2 separate regions of the Homo sapiens genome follow, and region 1 is linked to region 2. The links are chromatin contacts, found by Hi-C or POLR2A ChIA-PET in ENCODE. All regions are on one chromosome and are shown on one strand. Each heading gives the region's core, a stretch centred on a gene start or an enhancer-like site at or near the end of the contact. The rest is flanking DNA. Distances are from core to core; before and after follow the strand shown. Region 1 holds the start of PLPP1 (phospholipid phosphatase 1). Region 2 has its middle 83 kb from the start of ESM1.

Region 1 (3,741 bases), core at 870-3,369, 630 kb before region 2:
TGAATGTGTGAATAAACAAAAAATCACTAATCAGTAAGGTTTTTTTGAATGCTTATTTTTGAAAACGCACTTTAAGAGTAAATTTTTTTTTTAAATAGAAAGAATAAGATCTAGTACTTGATAGTACAACAGGGTCACTATAGTTAATAATTAAATTGTACATTTTAAAATAACTAAAAGAGTATAATTGAATTGTTTGTAATACAAAGGATAAATGCTTGAGAGGATGGATACCTCATTTTCCATGATGTAATTATTACACATTGCATACGTGTATCAAAACATCTCATTACCCCAAAATATATACACCTATTATGTACCCACAAAAAGTAAAAATAAAAAATTTTTAAAAAGTAAATGTTTTTAAAAATTACTTTTAAAAAGTAAATATTTCAAAAGCTGTTTAAGACACTGAGACTAGACTGTAACACAATAGGTGCTCAACAAATGTTTTTTGAATAAATACCTAATACTCAGACATCACAAGTACTTTGAATTTATTGTGACCTTGCAATCTGAGGCCCTTGTAACTCTGGAAGTAAAGAAAGCTACATGATAAACAATGGCACATCTTTCTCAGGTGTAAATTGCTTAAAGCTTTTACGGCTATTTAAACAAGAGGCAAAATAAAACATTAGCATTCGTTTTAAAGAAAAACATCTTTCTTCAAATGTATATTTTGTTTTTGAGAGCTTACTTGGGGCTGTATCTCCAGACTCTGTTTAATGTTATCTTTCCATTGGCTTTATGAGTGCTTTGCAGGATAAGTCGAAGAAGTAGTAGGCACATTTTGTGATTTGTGTTTTACATATTTAAAGAGAAAATATACCAATCATTAACATCTGTAGACGGTTTAACTCTAGATAAAGCCACTATCATATAATCTTTTCTGGGTTTCACTTCTTCCTCCAGACTGGAACACTGGGCAGCTTAAAGCTGTAAAAGCTTTAAGCAATTTACACCTGAGAAAGATGGGCCATTGTTTATCATGTGGCTTTCTTTACTTCCAGAGTTACAAGGGCCTCAGATTGCAAGGTCACAATAAATTCAAAGTACTTGTGATGTCTGAGTATTAGGTATTTATTTAAAAAATCCCCATTTTACATATTAGGAAACTGAGATTACTAAATGTGGGCTAGGGTCCTCCTGGGTATGGGGCAGGGGGAGTGCTTGCTGCTGTTAAAGAAAATTATCCTGACACTTGTCAAACACATGAATAATTTATTCAAGATTATTACAATAAGGGTCATGACTATTGGAACAGGAGAGAGAAATTGAGCTCAACTCAGAATACAGCAAAGACAGCAGGGGATTTATAGCCAAGGAACAGGCACCGTGTCTGTGAGGGAGGTGACGGTGGATGGAAAATTACTAAGAGGAGACATCAAGGGTAGAGGGATTCTGGCTAAAGGCAGGTCAAGGGCTTCTACAACAAAGGTGTAATATAAGGAATCTAATCCGATATTAAATATCAAGAATTCAACGGTGATCAGGTATCGAGGATGGATGATTTAGCATGCTTCTTGCTAACATTTGGGCTCAGCCAGGACACAGGGAGGTCAACGTTGAGGCCTAAGTGAGAAAGGGCTCAGAGGTACCAAACTAAAGGAGAGCGTCTCTGTTCCTGCCTACTCTGACCTCTTTTCCCCCCTTAAACTCAGTGGTAACAATCTGACCTGTTTATTACCTCATCCCCATGGAAGGGGTGGGGAGTGGCAGGCAGCCGGTGCTCTAGGATCGTTGGGTAGGGAGCCTAGCTCTCTGAAAGCAGCAATGCCTAGTGGGGGTACCGAGGCCGAGTTCGGAGACCACCTGAGCAATTGCGGTCCAGAGCAAAGCCCCCTGGATCGGAACGGGAGCCGCCCCCACGCCCCGCCCGGCTGCCGAGAGCCGCACTTCTGGGCGGATGCCGCAGGTCGGGAGGGATGAGGCCGACGGCGCTGATTGGCTGACCGCCGCGGCCTGGGGTTTCCCTGGCCCCGCCCCTGCTGCACTCCCCCCGCCCGCGAACCCGCGCGCTGCCCGGTCCTGCGCTGCTCAGCGGGAGGGGCTGGACCCCGCGTTCCTCCTCCCTGCCGGTCCCCATCCTTAAAGCGAGAGTCTGGACGCCCCGCCTGTGGGAGAGAGCGCCGGGATCCGGACGGGGAGCAACCGGGGCAGGCCGTGCCGGCTGAGGAGGTCCTGAGGCTACAGAGCTGCCGCGGCTGGCACACGAGCGCCTCGGCACTAACCGAGTGTTCGCGGGGGCTGTGAGGGGAGGGCCCCGGGCGCCATTGCTGGCGGTGGGAGCGCCGCCCGGTCTCAGCCCGCCCTCGGCTGCTCTCCTCCTCCGGCTGGGAGGGGCCGTAGCTCGGGGCCGTCGCCAGCCCCGGCCCGGGCTCGAGAATCAAGGGCCTCGGCCGCCGTCCCGCAGCTCAGTCCATCGCCCTTGCCGGGCAGCCCGGGCAGAGACCATGTTTGACAAGACGCGGCTGCCGTACGTGGCCCTCGATGTGCTCTGCGTGTTGCTGGGTACGTACGCGCCGCCGGGTCCGAGGGGCGTGTGCGGCTGTCCCGGGAGGGCTTTAGCGCAGAGCCGCGACGGGCAGCGGGGGTGTGTTGCCTGACGCGTGCGCAGCTGTGGGGCGACACACGGGGGCGGCTTCTGCAGCCGAGGGACCCCGCTTTGCAGCCTGCACCCCGGCTCCCGCGTGCCCGCCGCTGTCTGTCGCCCGCCGGTGCGATGAGCCCAGCCCTGCTTGGACGCTGTTCACGCCTCTGCGCTCCATACCTTGCTCCTGTCCTCTGTTTGCAGTTCCACTCTAGCAGAGCAGGGTGGGCTCCTCCCCTCTGTACGGTAGAGGAGCCTGGTCACTGGCCCATCTCAGTAGTGAAACTGGAGGTTTGATGCACAGGGGATTCTCAGTAGCAGGCGCCAGTGCCTGATTTATCGTGAGAAGCAGTTTAATATTTCGGCTATAAAAGGCTAGAACTAGTTCCTAATTAGAAGGTGTGCCAGGTTGTAAATTGTCAGGTTGCAAGTAGGGATGAGCACGCCAAGTTTTTGCGTATAGGTCTAAAGAAGTTTTGGGGGTGGGGGAGGATGCGGTACCCCAGACCTGTTTCCTTGTCTGCCCAGACCTTGCCATGGTGTAGCTTTCCATCTCTTGTGACAGTGTCTCAAGGAGCAGTAGACATTCTTTGGCTGCAGCAGATTTCGCATTGTCTTCCTGATTGGAAGAGTTCAGTTATGAGGCTTCTGGTTGCCAGTTACTCCTTTCTTTTGAAGAGAAAGAACTGGAATCATTTGGATAAGGGATGGGCGTTGGAAGGAGTAGTTTTCACTTTTTATGTATTGTATAAGGCAGTTATGCTGTGAACTATTTATATATGATGGAATAAACAAAAACAAAGCAAGAGCTGCTGGAGGTTTGGATAGTCCTACTCATGTTGAAGTAATCAGAATAGTAGTAGTATTGGCAAGTTCTCAGGGTGGGAGATCTGTGGCTTTAGCCACCTGGATGGAAGTCTGCGTAATGGTTTCTCAGTGACAGGAGATTCCCTCGGTTTTAATCCAGTAGTTCCTAGTTATTCCACTCTCCAGTTTCCAACCGGGTCATTTAGGCCCTTGCAATCTTGTGGAATTCTTATAAATTCTGTTACCAGGTTTTGTTGTTGTTGTAAGGAAAAATTCCATTTTGTTATCTTTTTTTTTTTTTTTTGGATACAGTCTCTCTCTGTCACCCAGGCTGGAGTGCAGTG
Region 2 (4,097 bases), core at 1,512-4,011:
ACCTTGATTGACATCAGTCAGTCCATTGTTCTATGGCTCAAACGCCCTTTCCCAAAAGATTCTTGTTTGGCCTGGAGTCAATGGACACAGCATTAGAAAGAAACAAAAATTGCTTTGGCCAAGTCTCTATTCATTTTCCAGTTAAACCCCAGCTACAGGATTCCCAGCCTAGGTGGCTTTGATCAAGTCTATCCAATATGATATAGGTGTCCATCCCACCTTCTCTCTCTGCAGCCATTCCATCCCCTCTTTTCAGAGCTCCTCCTCCAAATCCTCCAAGAGTGCAGATTACCAGGAAGTGAGGCATTTTGTAAACTGCTTTACACTAAGGCGTGTTTGTCACCTGGACTACTGCAGGGGATCATCATGCTGAGGGATGTGCACATTTAAAAGGAGGGAATGGCCTGACAGAGGGTATTGTCTAAACTTGCTAAATACTAATCTCTAGCAGCAGGATGCCAGGCACCATGTTATCTGTAAAATGGAGGACATTAATAGTGTTTCCCTCATAAAGCAACTGTGTGGAGCGAGTAAAGCACTTACAGCAGTGCCTGAAAAAAGTAAACACTCCTGAAATGCTAATCGTCCTGTTTTTGTTGCTGTCATTACCATTAGTATTTTTCTTATCTATCCAAGAGACATGTTTGGAAAGAGGTATGATAGCTTTGAGCTTGACCAACTTCCCATAAAGTTATCCTTGTCTTTAGTCTCTAACCTCTAATGCTGCATCTGGATACTTGAAACAAAACCACCATTAAGCAGAACTTAATGCTAAAAAATGAATCCACCTTGAAATCCTCCCCCCTTGAATATACCTTTGAATATTCTACCCTGAGTCCAAAAATCATTGAATAAATGAATGAATGAATGAGCTATAGGTAAAATGGAAACAAATATTTGTGAAGAACCTAAACTATGCAAGGTGCCATGGGGCCATCTAGAATATTAGACATAATTTTATGACTAATAAAGATACAGGCACTCAAATCACCAGGTCACCCCGCAGGGTGTAATGAAAGTTGAGAAGAGTATAAGGTGTACGGGAGTGACAAGGCTGGAGAGGTGACTTTCCCACACAGCAGTTTGGTGGAAAGGCACTTGGGAGTTGAGGGCAGGGGAGAGGAGTATTCTAAGCCTTTCTTTTGGGCCCTTGGGTTTTATTGCATTACCAGGAAGCAGCTGCCCCTCAATTACAGAGCCAGAGATGCAGTGCAGTGAAGTGTCAGTTTCACATGTGCCATCTGTAGAATCTGAAACCTCAAACTCATACAGAGACCACAGAGCACTTTCTGAGCCTTCCAGTCATGCCACCTGCATTCATGTTCTTTGTGGTTTCTGAGAAATGCTGCACAGTGAGCAAATGAACTAAATCACAAGTTGTGCTGAGCCAGAGAAATAGGAGACTTCTTGGAAGTACACAGCTGTTGTCTAATTTTCCCAGTCTCTTCCAATTCAAGCAGAGAAGTGTGTTGAAAATCTGTGTGTGTGCATGTGTACGCGTGCCAGAGAGAGGGGGAGAGAAAGAGAGAATGCCAATTGCTTTATTTTGGAAGGAAGATGAGGGCTACCCAGAAGTGAGAAACATTAGTGTTTATTCCTATTTTAACAGCAGACATTCAATGTTCTACGGCCTGTAGGTTAATTTACTTTAAAATAATGTGTTTAAGATAGATAGCAGATTTTAGGTACTTATCACAAACAAAAAAGAAAAAGAAAGGTAACAAAGATGATGGGCATGTTACCTCATTTGATTGTAGGAATCACTTCACTATGCATACGTGTATCAAGATAAGTATATCAAAACACCATGTTATACACTTTAATATATATAATAAAGCAACAATAACAAATAACGTAATTTGTATAAACTATATAATTTTTGTGTACAAGTTAAATCCATCATTTTAGAGGTGATTAATAGTCTTTGAAATCATGAGGTTATTAATTAGCTATGCAGAATCCTAAACAGAAACTTAAACCTCAAAAGCGAATTTCTTGGCACTTACTGAAATAAAGCCTGAGAGCATTAGTAAGTTAGCAGAAGGGATGTCAGAAATAATTTTAAGTGCTGAAATTCATGGAAGCTTAGTACAGGACTCACTGTCCTTTCACGAACATTCAGTGGCATATGTGAATGAAGGTTAAGAATCTGGTCAGCCCAGGACTTTAACGACTGCTTTCCAGGTTGAAAATTCCTTGGCTTCTTCTTTCACGGGCTTCATGGAGGATTTTTGTCACCAATTTGACTACAAAGATGAGCATTCACTCACCCTGGAATGTGCCTTTCATGTAAGGGGTGATTGTGCAGCTAAGGCAGAGAGTGGGACCTCTTCTGCTACATGCAGGCTGTGGGACTGAATTGTGACTTTAGGTGGAATTTGCCCCTTTTGTTGTTCTGCACCTGATGGTGAGAGTGTGGTGAAGGGAACGTCTAACTCCACCCACTTAGAACCTCCAGAGGATCATCAGCTTTTGATATTTACCAGAAAAATAGCCTGATGTTTGCTGAATGGCCAAATGGACTTAGGCTAGTTTGCAGCAGTGCAAGCAGCAGCTGCTCGATGGTAACGCAGGACGGGGAGCTGGTGAAGACGTTTTGTTCAAAAGCCTCATTTTGCAATACAGGCTTTCTGAGGAGGAGGGAGGCTGGACTGTGTTCTGTGAAGCAACTGTCTGATACAGTGAGTCACAGTCAGGAGGGTCTCTTGGCTTCTGAGAAAGGTTTAATGATGAGCCATGAGCTGCAACCTCCCTGGACAGAGGATGTGGACACGCCACAGCTGTTTCTGGGCTACTGCTGCATCAGACGCCGTTTACCCAGCAGCTGAGCATGACAGATGCCTTGTAGGTACCGGGCACAGTGCAGGTACCTACAGTACCTTGTATTTACCTTGACTCAGGGTATGGGAGGTAGCATAATGTGGTGGCTAAGGGCTTTGGTTTCAGAGACTTGGCTTTTCGTCCTGACTCACTGATAGGAAAGGAAGAGAAGCAGGAAGGAAATTCACTCCTTATTCCATGGGTTCTTGAGTCAGAACTTATTCTTTCTATTTTGTAAAAATAGAAGCTGTCACCCCATTACTAAATAGGAAGGAGGGATGATGGGGTTACAGGGCTAGAAGAATGAGAGAAACCCTGTGTCATTCAGAATGTCAGCTCCCGCAGTTTTCGCAACTGCTCCTGTTACTGTGTGGCCTACGATGAACATCTGTATGGATTGGACTAATGGACTAATCCTGCATCTAACCTTGGCTGAAGGAAGTACCTCGTATGGCCTTGAGTCTCCAGAGCTGCCTGTCAGAAGAAACAGAAGAAATCCCCACTGGCTGCTGTCAATCCACTGACTTGCTTTAACTTTCTTCCTTCATTGTAAAGTCTTGCTCCCAAATGCTCTGTGAGGACACTCGTTGAAGTGGCTATCATTGATTTATATTTCTGTGTGAGGAATTCCAGCCCCTTTCTTCAGGGTAGGTTTTTACTCTGAGAAATTATGAAGATGGCAGAGGAATAGAAGGGTCCCCATGGGAACAAAAGCAGGACTGGCATTTGGGGGTATTAAGATACACACTTTACTGACTTCTAAATTTTCCTTGAGGTCTCTGAGTTCTGCTGTAAAATAGTTTGGCTGGCTTTCCATTACTCTCCTATGAAAATGGTAAACTGACAACTTCAAATAGAAAAAAATTTCATATTAATTTCTTCATTTCTTCATCAACTACTTATTGAGTACATGCTGTGTCAGCTGCTGGTCCAGACCCTGGGGAGATAACACAGCATCGATGGTCACTTGGATTAGAGCAGCAACAGAGATGGAGAGAAGCAGATTGATTTGAGTCATGTTTAGATGTAGGGCTAACAGGACTTTGGGTATAAGGAAAAGAGATGAATGAGTGTTGATTCGTAAGGTTTGGACTTGAACCATGAGATAGATGGTGGTGCTATTACAGAGATGAAGGGGATGAGAGGAGGACCAGGCTTGCAGAGCAGAAGTCAAGGCTTCCATTTTTGTCACATTAATTTTGAGATGACTATTTGACAACTGGGGGAAAATGGCAAGCAGGCCTATCTTATTCAGTTCAGGCTGTCATAACATAAGG

The links. Hi-C counts contacts between places; a loop is a spot of excess contacts on that map. ChIA-PET counts read pairs that join two places held with the same protein, here RNA polymerase II (POLR2A). Pooled maps may share reads with other maps.
Region 1: a pooled map shows a loop between it and region 2 (4-fold over the local background). The contact joins the promoter of PLPP1 here to the enhancer-like site in region 2. A Hi-C loop is called at or near these places in 1 of 37 single-sample maps with no recorded cell type and 4 of 50 pooled maps. POLR2A ChIA-PET finds 5 or more read pairs at or near these places in 1 of 52 experiments (activated T-cell).

Annotation. Positions count from the first base shown.
Region 1 is chr5:55,533,342-55,537,082 of GRCh38, reverse strand. It overlaps PLPP1 (phospholipid phosphatase 1), which reads left to right and starts at 2,119. Exons shown (of 6, transcript NM_003711.4): 1 at 2,119-2,511. The coding sequence starts at 2,454. It also overlaps the pseudogene RNF138P1. RefSeq lists an enhancer at 1,597-1,666 and a silencer at 1,897-2,536.
Region 2 is chr5:54,900,160-54,904,256 of GRCh38, reverse strand. No RefSeq gene overlaps it. Among named protein-coding and RNA genes, the nearest start is that of ESM1, 83 kb to the left of the region's middle. Within about 2 kb of position 2,761, at least 2 of the 41 ENCODE cell types and tissues checked have a DNase peak (open chromatin) inside an H3K27ac peak, as active enhancers do.